Regions from separate parts of the Mus musculus genome. Here region 1 is linked to region 2. The links are chromatin loops, found by intact Hi-C in ENCODE. Cell type or tissue: heart. All regions are shown on one strand.

Region 1 (5,000 bases), 190 kb after region 2:
TTCTTCCTTTTGCCTGCTTTTGTTAAGCAGAACACGAAAGCCTAAGAGCAAGAGAACAAGTGCCACTATTTGCAGAGGAAGTGTCAGTGTATGAGGGAGATAATGGACAAGACACAGTCTCCCCGACGGACTCTGTATCAGGACTGCACTCACTGTCTCACCCGGAGCATTCGTTACTCCAGTCAAAATAAATGGGTGCAAGATGCTTTGGAGAGTCCTACCTCTAAAGACAGTCTGACATCATGACCTGAGAACACACTTGGTAGAAGGCACTCTGCAATTTACTTCCACGCCTCTTTGTGACATAGTCCAAGGTGTTGCCAGGGAAACATTACATCATCGGGTGCTTCTCTAGAGAGAAAGCGCTTTGCTTGGTTTAAAAAGACTTTGCTATCCTTTCAAGATCAGACTCTATTTTTGCATGAGCATTCCTCTATTAATGCTTAGCTGGGATCCAGTAATACCTTATTCAATTTAATTTTTTTTTTAAAAAAATGGATTTAGGGGCTGGAGAGATGGCTCAGCAGTTAAGAGCAATAACTATTCTCCCAGAGGTCCTGAGTTCAATTCCCAGCAACCACACGGTGGCTCACAACCATCTGTAATGGGATCTGATGACCTCTTCTGGTGTGTCTGAAGGCACTGACAGTTAACTCGTATACATAAAATCAATAAACAAATCTTTTTTTAAAATTGATTCAGAAGCCAGTGTGTATTTGTCTGCCCTTGCTTTAATATCTACTGAAAGCCAGGTCTGGCTCAGAGATGCAAAGGCTTTGGGATGCACGGGATGCAGCAGAACACATGCATCATGCAGTGCTTTGTTCCCTGTGGTGGCAAGTGCTGCTGTTTGCAGGTGTCACCTGTACTTGTTTACTAAATAACTAAAACCTTGGGCTGCAGCTCCTGCCTGCCCAAACACCCTCTCAGTAGAACCATTTAGGTGACCTGAAAGAATTGTCACTGTAGTGGTTTGAATGAAACTCCTCCATGGGCTGTAGCATTTGGCCCCTTGGCCCCTGGTTTGCAGCACTGTTTAAGGAGGTTATGGGAGAGGAGCAACCTTGCTGAAGGTAATATGCCTCTAGAGATAAGACGTGAGAGTTTGTAACCTTCCGGGTCACTAGAGATGATATGTGAGAGCTTGTAGACTTCCAGGTCACTCTCTCTGCTTTTCATTTCTGGTTGAAGATGTGAGTTCTCAGCTCCCTGGTAGGGTGCCTGCGGTCATGACTCTCCACCACTGTAAGCTCTCCTTGGGAACCTACCCAAGGAAGCTCTTCTTTCTGTGTCATGGTATCGTATCACAGCAACAGAAAGGAAACCAGTACAGTTGCCTTGACCCCAGTCTTTACCCTCTGGTTTGTTTCAAACCTGGGTCCATCTTTTGTTAGTTTAGAAACTTCATCATCACCAGATAAACAGTCTGCCTTGACCTTCGTAGGACACCAGAAGACACAACTCAGCTCAGCACCAGTTAAGAAAGCTTTTCAAATTATAGATTATTTGAAACAGCAGAAATGTGATGAGTTTAACAACTGTATAATAACATTCCACCATCATCATCACCTCCTCCTGATACTATTCTAAAATCTATTTTAATTAACATCACATATACAGTAGATGAATAGTACATTGTATCATAATATGTAGCATATCTAATAACCAAAAATATCTTTAAAAGACTTTACTTGAAAAAGTGCATCCTAGCTGCTCTTCTTGGTGTGCTCTATGCCAGTGAGATTTCCTGTCTCAGAAGCATGGTGAATAGTTTCTGTGGAATAACACTCAAGGTTTTCCTCTGCCCTCCACACACGAGTGCGCAAGGCATGTTTGTAGCCACCCCCTGCATACACACATACACACTGATAAAAATAAACTACCAAAGTGCCTCTCTCAGCCGAGCTCTCCCACCTTTGTCTGGGCCGTGCTGGATGGAGGTTCTAACAAACGAGTGTGGGACAGAAAACCAATACCACAAACTGACCAGTGCCTGTGTCAGAGTGGAGGGAGGGGACACTCTTAGGGTCATGGCCTATGGTGATGAAGGCTGTGGTCAGTGAGGAAGAAAATTCTACAGCCCTGTCACTTGAAACCCTTTAGAACATCCTAACTGAAGAATAAAGGACATAGTTCCTGCTCAGCAGCTCCATCTAGTGGTAGATCTTTGAGTGCAAAATATGGTATCTGACCACTTTGATTTTTAAAAAATTTCTCACTCATGAAGCAAGCACAAAATGTCTACTTTATACTGATGCAAGTTTCTTTTGTTAGTTGTTACACTTTCTTAAAAGAGTAATTGCAAAGTTTCTGTATATATTAAATTATAAAAATGCATCCACTTACATCAAAATTTCATTTCCTATTGAGGCAGGACAGTGGGGAAGGAAAAGAAGTGCACGAGAGCTATGAGGAAGCATATGGAATGAGCCTGTTAGCAGAGAGAAAGGCTGAAAATCCTCAGGACCTGTGTGAGACCGAGCATGGGAAAAGCCATATATATACAAGCAGGAGCAGGCCAGCACTATGGGAGAGATATGTAAAGGGTACATTTCCCCACTTCCAGACAACATTCTGGGGTGCTATCCTACTGCAGGGTACCCTGCCTCACACCCTTGGAGTGTGAATGAAACCATTTTTGGATGTTTGAATTCACTTGGAAAGGGCAACAGATCTTTGGGTACTTCCCCCAAGCTGACTGTCACAGTCCCACTATTTGTCATGAGATGGTGGCCCATGACTGGTTTTACATCTTACCCAGTGGGAGAGTGCCTTGGTGACAGGGTGCCTTGTAATAAAACAGGATCCCTACAAGGTTAGGGACAATCTTGCTCAGTCAGTCCAGAAAGGAATGTTAGCAGAGATAATCTGTCTCCTAGGATTATCTGTCTTGCTTGAGGTAGAAGACAGACTGCAGAACTGCACGTAGTCCCCGTGGCTGCAACGGTTTCCCAATTCTCAAGCTCTTCATCCCTCCTTAAAAGGAGTTAGTCAGCTTTTTTCCTTGGTAGACCCCTCAGTTTGCTGCAGGAGAGAAGCTACCCCTTGCTGTGTGTGCTAACAATGACAGTCTTGTCGGTCAGAGGTCAGACTCTATCTATTTTCTGCCTTCTTTGTGCTGCCTCAGAAATCTAACACTTATGAAGGGCATCCAAGGTCCACTGGCAGCCCAAGCCCTCTACATGCACCTCCCTTGCTCCCATCTGCTGCGGTCCCCCACGTGGGTGAGCAGCACCCCCTTCTCTCTCAAGCAGCCTTTTCTTTTACTCTCTTCTCCATACTTCTTTCACTTGTCTCTGTCTTGCTCTGACGCAGTCTGACTTCCAGGTGGAAGGTCAATTCTCCATTCAATCAGACCATGAATCCAACATGGCCAAAATGTCAGGACCAGGAAATTCACAGACGCTAACTCAGAGGGGTTCTGGTTGGGTCTCGGGGGCTCCAGCAGTCCCAGTCTGCCTGTCTTGAGACTCGCTGGGTCGAAGGTTCCAGGAACTTTGCACAGGCCATGAGAACTGCTTGGTTGAGAGTTTTAGGAATACTCCACTGGATCCTCATTCTCTCAACTCTTGAAAACAGAAAAGTAGGGATGTCTCTCCTACTTTCCAGGCCTCTGGAGTCAATTTAAAACCAGAAGGACGTCTACAGGTAGCTGAATTTGGCCCATTTTTTAACCTGGTTCTGTACCCACCATGGTCTCTTAACTGTCTGCACCAAAAAACACAATCCTTAGCCTATCTGTAGGCTAATCTAAAAGAGCTCCATTTGGGACACTTCAGACCAGCCACACTTATTTGGCTCTTGGTCACACACACACACACACACACACACACACACACACACACACACACACTATAACTTCCAGCTCATCTTATTAACCCTTTCATCCCAGTGCTTAGCTCCCACTTGCAACCACATCCAGCGCCAGAATGCCTGCTGTTTCTATGGCGTCTCCAGGTGTGTTTCTCTCAACTGAGACAACTTTCTGCTCTTGAGATGCCTCTGCCTTATATCTATTGTCTGCCTTTGTCTCTGCCTCACCAAGCCTGGATATGCTTGCTTGTGTTTTTATAACTTTCTATTTGGTGACCTTTAGGTTACAGATATGTATATTATTGATATAAAAAATATTTTTTAGATTTTTTTCAAGTTGTCTGCTTCCATCTGCAGATGGAATGTGAACAAACTGGTTGTAGATTTAAAAACAAACAAACAAACAAACAAAAAAGATCCTCTGTCTAAAACCTCTCGATAAAAATTTCAGCTGCTCCTGCTTCAAATAACCACAGCTGGGCTTTAAGATGGGCGATGTCATCAAACCTTCGCCAGAGTAGCCGGTCACTTCTCCCAGCTCTAAGTATTAGACCCTAAGTGTATGAGATGTCAAGGTTTTCTGGGTGTGCAGGCTAAAAACTAAAGGGGTGGTATTCATCTATGCAGCAATGAAAAGGCTGTGATTTACTCTGAGTAAAGTCTCCAAATGTAGCCTAATGCCTCCCCTTAGAAAATTTTCTTACAACAAATAGTAGATTTATTTGTTACTGTTAAGTCTCCTGATATTTACATTTTTTACTCATGAGAAACTTATAAAAATAACATAGCTAAATGTAATTTTCTGAATACTACTTCCTCTTCTTGATTTTGTTTACAAAAAGATGTTCCCCCATCCAGCCACAGCCTCCTCCTATGTACGGGCTCTGATTCCCTCCCTTCTAGCTCCTCCCCTGGGTCACTCGTTTCCACCTCCTTATTCCTCCAATGCTTGTGGTTTTACCCTGAGTTTTCAATGCTCTACTTGCTGAACCTCCCCTCACCCTACACCAGCTCCACTTCCTCCTGATACATCTGCAAAAAGACCTTCTAGACGATGTGGAGAAACTCTGGCTCTAAGGAACTTTCATCCCTGTCAGCCCGTGGTTTTCTCCTGTTCTGGTCCTTCAGTGCTCTGAAACTCCCTGCTGCTGCTTCTGACTCACCATGGTACAGCATTCTTGGCAGTG
Region 2 (5,000 bases):
CTCAAGTACTAAAATTAAAAGTCCACTGTATCAACTTATTATTTGTATCTCTTTAGAAAGTTTTAAGAACACTGACATAGGAGCTATGCATTTAAATTAGTACATACATTATTAGATAATAGTATACTTACTAAATAATACAGAACACATAATTTAATGCTCTAAAATATCAGTCCCACTTTCCTGCTGCTATGCAATTTTGTGAAATGTAACTCTCCATTATATTATATATTTAACAGATTTGTCTATCATTTGCCTGTCATCCATTTGCCTATGAATCAAATGGGCAATTAGAGAAGCTAGAGATGGGTCCTATACATAAACAACAACCATAAATCAAGTAACCAGATGAAGGAAACAGTGCTGAGAGCCGTGGTGAGATAAAAGCCTTCACTGTGATGTAAGAGGCAGAGGCAGCCAGAGAAAGAAATGTCAGCATCCCAGGGTCGAATCAGCCCTCTGCAGTCATTTAAGACTAACTCACGGAGATGGAGAGATGGAGAGATGGCCGAGCAGCTAAGAACACTTTCTGGTCTTCCTAAGAAACCAAGTTTGGTTCCCAGACCCCACATCAGCTCACGGCCTTCTGCAGTTTCAGCTCCAGGGGACCTAATACCTTCTTCTGGCATGACCTTCACTCATGTGCACACACAATCACATATTCATACACACAGAAATAAAATAAACATTCTCCCAGCACTCCCACCAGCATTGCCAGCTGGTGACCTTGGCTATCTCTCGCTATGCTTTTACAGGCTTTGATTTGTCAAGTACGAGCGACCATTGCTCTCCTACCCTTTATTTTCCTCTTCTCATCCCTTTTCAACCCCCCTCTCTATTTCACCTCCTTTACTCTGATTCTTGCCCTGTCTCATCCCTTTTTATCCTCTGCTGAGTTTAAATTAATTAACTTTATTAAAAATAAGTTCTTAAAAATTCATTTAACCTATATTTTCTCTTTTATATGTATAAATGGTTTTGTCTGCAATGTATATGTGCACCGTGTGCTACAGTGCCTGCAGAGGCTAGAAGAAAATGTTGGGATGAGTTACAGATGGTTGTGAGTGCTGGGAATTGAACTCGAGTCTTCTGAAAGAGCAGCTGATGGTCTCAACTGCGGTTATCTCTCCATCCTCAGCAGTTTTAAATTTACAGAAAATCTGAGCAGAAAGTACAGAGGGGGCATGCTCTCCTTACCAGTTTCTCCTATCAGTAACATGTTGCATTAGTGGAGTATTGTTGCTGTCCATGGAATTGTATTCATGTATTTTATTAACTAAAGTGTGTAGCTTTACAGCAGGGGTCACTCATGGTGTTTGACATCCTGTGGGTCCTGACAAGTGGGTGATAACAGCAACCCACAGGTCAGATAGAATATCTCATTAGCATAGATTCCTCTGACTTCACTGTTCATTTCTCCCTCTACTTCCCCAAGTCCCTGACCACAGGTGATCTTCACAGTTGTCCTTTCCAGCATGCGACAGAGCTGTGGCTATACAGCACAGAGCCCTGCCAGATCAGCTTCTTTCACGTAGCAGCATGTATATACGTTCCCTCTGAGGCTCCATGTGTCCTGCTAACGCATCTCTTTGTAGTTCCCATTGCCCGGGTGTGTCACACCCACCTACTAAAGTGTATCTGAGTTGTCTCTGCATTTGGATGGGCTTTGTGAACAAATCTGCCATAGGCATTCGTGTTTGGACTCTCGTGTGGGTACAGCAGCATGGTTTTAAACAAGGTGATGAGAAAGGAGGGCTCTCTAGAGTAGCAAGTCAAAAGGAAAGCATTTGTTGAGGCTGAGAGGCGACGGTTAGCCTTCAGTGAGTAAGAACTTTTTATGTGCAAGCATGAGAACCTAAGTTGGAATCCCCAGCATCCAAATAAAAATCTGGGCATGACTGCTTGTGCCTGTAATCTCAGCATCGGGCGCAAAGTGGCAGGTCCTAGAGCTCCTGGCAGTCAACCTAGTAGAAATCAAGAATTCACTGAGAGATCCTATTTCAAGGCAATAGGGTATCGCAGTAATAGAAGACACCTTCAGTCAGTCTTCTGGCTTTCCTGTGTTCACTCAGGAGCATGTGCACGTGCGAGCTCAGGCACATCAAAAATAAACAAACAACTCCCCCAAACCACTGTTCAATATTTCCAGACTGGGCAAAACAGAACACAGCAAACCAGCAGGTAACCAGCAGGGGGCAGTGTTTGCAAGACGTCGACGCCAGTTCCCACTCCCTTCCTACAGTTTTGAGCCTCAGGCTCTTGTTCTCATTGGCTGCAGTCTGGCTTCCTTTCCTGCTGACCGTCCCTTCACAGCAGGATGCACCTTCCCTTTGGAGGCGTGGACCAGAAAGCTGCAGTGAGAAAAGGTTCCAAACAATCCCTGAGTTCTGTGAGGAAGAAATCACACTGCAGGAGCTGAGGTGGATTCAGGAACCCACAAGAGCATACATGTCAATTAAAACAACAAAACAAAACAACAGCCAGGCAGTGGTGGCTCACACCTTTAATCCCAGCACTTGGGAGGCAGAGGCAGGCAGATAGTTCTGAGTTCAAGGCCAGCCTGGTCTACAGACCGGGACAGCCAGGGCTACACAGAGAAACCCTGTCTCGAAAAAAACCAACAAACAAAACAAAACAAAAAGCTAAGGATATGAACATGCAGGTTATAGGAACAACATCTATATTCATTTCACCCAAATAGATCCCATATCCCACTCTCCTCCTTGAACATTCTTTTGTTTAAAAAAAAAAAAAAATCACCCAAACTTGGGATTGGAGGGATGGCTCAGTAGTTAAGGAGCCTTACAAGTGTTAATAGTTCCAGATCCAGGGGATCCAGCAGCCTCTCCTGGCTTCTGCAAGCACCAGGCATGTGCAGAGGGCACTTGCATACATGTAGGCAAAACACTCATACGCGGAAAAGAACAGCAAGTGAATAAAAAAGTGATCTGAACTCAAACACACGGCTAAGTGGAACTCCTCCAGGGAGGAGACCTGGCTCACTCCGGATCCTGAGTCCTGCAGGGCAGCAGGCAGAGGCACAGGGACTTGGGATTCCACTAAGTGCTGTTGCTTTGCCTAAACCATACTATAGACTGGGTAGCTAGCTTCATGGCTTCTGTGGAGACAAGGTCTGCCCAGGTGAGAAAACCTAAGCCTTGTTCTCCCATACTCTCCCTAGAAGCCAGGGTACCTTAGCCAGGCTCAAGCATGATAGCTATTGATCTGTCCAGTGGGCCCTGGAGAGAGCCACTTTAGGCTCAACTGCCACCTCAAATTCCATCTAAGAAGCTACCTCCGGATGGCAGAGGTAAACAGCAGAGCAGAAGAGATGCATGCTGTCTGCCTGGTGAGGAGGAGCAGAAGCTAGAGTCTTGGGTTGCCCATGCTTTTAGACTTCTAGATTCTCTTAGGCCCATAGAGAATACTTTGTACACAAACATCTCAGTGGTGTGGCCGATGAGGGTGGAGCAGGAAGCAGAACTTTTTTTTTTTTTTTAAATCAACCTTTTCCACTGGCTGCCTTCTTCAGTGGCCCTCAGAGCACCCCTTTTCAGAGAAACTCATGTACATCACCCTTTCCCACCCCTCAGGAGACACCGTCTTCCTCCCCCTGGAAGACAGATCTTGTGAGCTGGCCTTCACCTCTTGTAGCTCTTGTACTTTTACGAAAGACTACAAACCAATGTGAGAGGCTGCCTAGGCCTGGAAGGTAGCTCCACAGTGGCTATAGATCTTGAATGGAAAGATCCTCAGGAACTCACCAGGTAACAGGGATCTTGTGGTGTGTGTGTGTGTGTGTGTGTGTGTGTGTGTGTGTGTGTGTGGTGTTCTTCTATCCTGCTCACCCTTAAATCTACCAGTAACAATTAGTGTCAACCTGAAGGGAAAGACAACTGATCTTTTTTCATAGACTGTAGAGAAATTCCTGTTCCCCAGGGACTTTTAGTCTTGTCTGTGGAACATCAGTGAGTTTTCTCCCTCACAGAACAAGGCTAACACACCACTGAGGACTCAGGAGAGGTGGACTCTTAGACATTCTCCTTGCTTTCCAAGGGCGAAAGGGAGCAGACAAGCTTCTAAAGCAATTTCCCTAGAGCTGTCAGCCAGGCTTGTATTGAGTGTCTGGGAACCAGAGAGCAGCTGGAGGGGAACCAGTCTTTGGGACGGGGCATCAGACCGGGTTTTGTGAGCTGGGAAATTAGAGTTGTGGCAGGAAGATGGAACGTGGGCCCCATGGGTGATCTGAAGTTCATACACTACCCATCGTCCAGAAGGAACCCTAGCTGTCTGACTAGCATTCGCTTTATCCAGTCGGGGTCAGGACTCTATCAATGGATAAGAACAACCCCAGGCTCTTCCCCAGAGCCTTGGGTTCCTCGATGTTGGAGAGCAAAGGGACACCAGATGTCTTTTTCCATCACTGACTGTGGTCTGCACTCTCTGACTGGCTAAATTATCTATTGGCGTATCATCTCACTGAATCCAGTACTCACTGAGTGGCTGGACTGGCTATCTTATCTCCCCGTCCCCTGCAGGTTTAATTTTCTTTCTTTCCCATCACTTTTCTTTTTCTTGGTGAACATTCACAGTGCTGGGCAGGAGGGAATTTGTTTTGTTTTGTTTTGTTTTTCGAGACAGGGTTTCTCTGTGTAGCCCGGGCTGTCCTGGAACTCACTCTGTAGACCAGGCTGGCCTTCAACTCAGAAATCTGCCTGTCTCTGCCTCCCGAGTGCTGGGATTAAAGGTGTGCGTTCACTCAGGTTCATCTGTTCACAGAAAGCATTTGCTGTTTGTTTTGGATAAAGTAATACATTCTTTAAAGACCAGTCAAAGCAAACAGAATGAAGCTGCAGGCAGTAAAGCTTTTATTCCCGGAAAGGACCCCATGACCATTGCACACTGGTTTTCCCTCATAACAGCATGACACATTTTCCCCATTAGGACAGTTTGTTCTCAAGATGCTGTGGTGAAGGATATGGGAAAGAAAGAATGATATT

The links. A loop is a pair of places that touch in the nucleus more often than their neighbours do. Peaks named below come from ENCODE experiments on the same cell type or tissue, not always from the same donor. Only the 100,000 strongest peaks of a DNase experiment are listed, where the experiment ranks them.
Region 1: it touches region 2 in a loop (2.8-fold over the local background); 6 of 42 quality-filtered maps call a loop at or near these places.

What each region holds. Positions count from the first base shown.
Region 1 is chr6:48,579,310-48,584,309 of GRCm38, reverse strand. No RefSeq gene overlaps it. Among named protein-coding and RNA genes, the nearest start is that of Gm5111, 7.6 kb to the left of the region's middle. In heart, a CTCF peak has its summit at 2,166 (motif pointing left); a DNase peak (open chromatin) is centred at 4,739; H3K27ac peaks cover 2,228 bases.
Region 2 is chr6:48,769,409-48,774,408 of GRCm38, reverse strand. It overlaps Gimap3 (GTPase, IMAP family member 3), which reads left to right and starts at 3,558. Exons shown (of 5, transcript NM_031247.3): 1 at 3,558-3,767. In heart, no CTCF peak of the experiment used is centred here; a DNase peak (open chromatin) is centred at 2,278.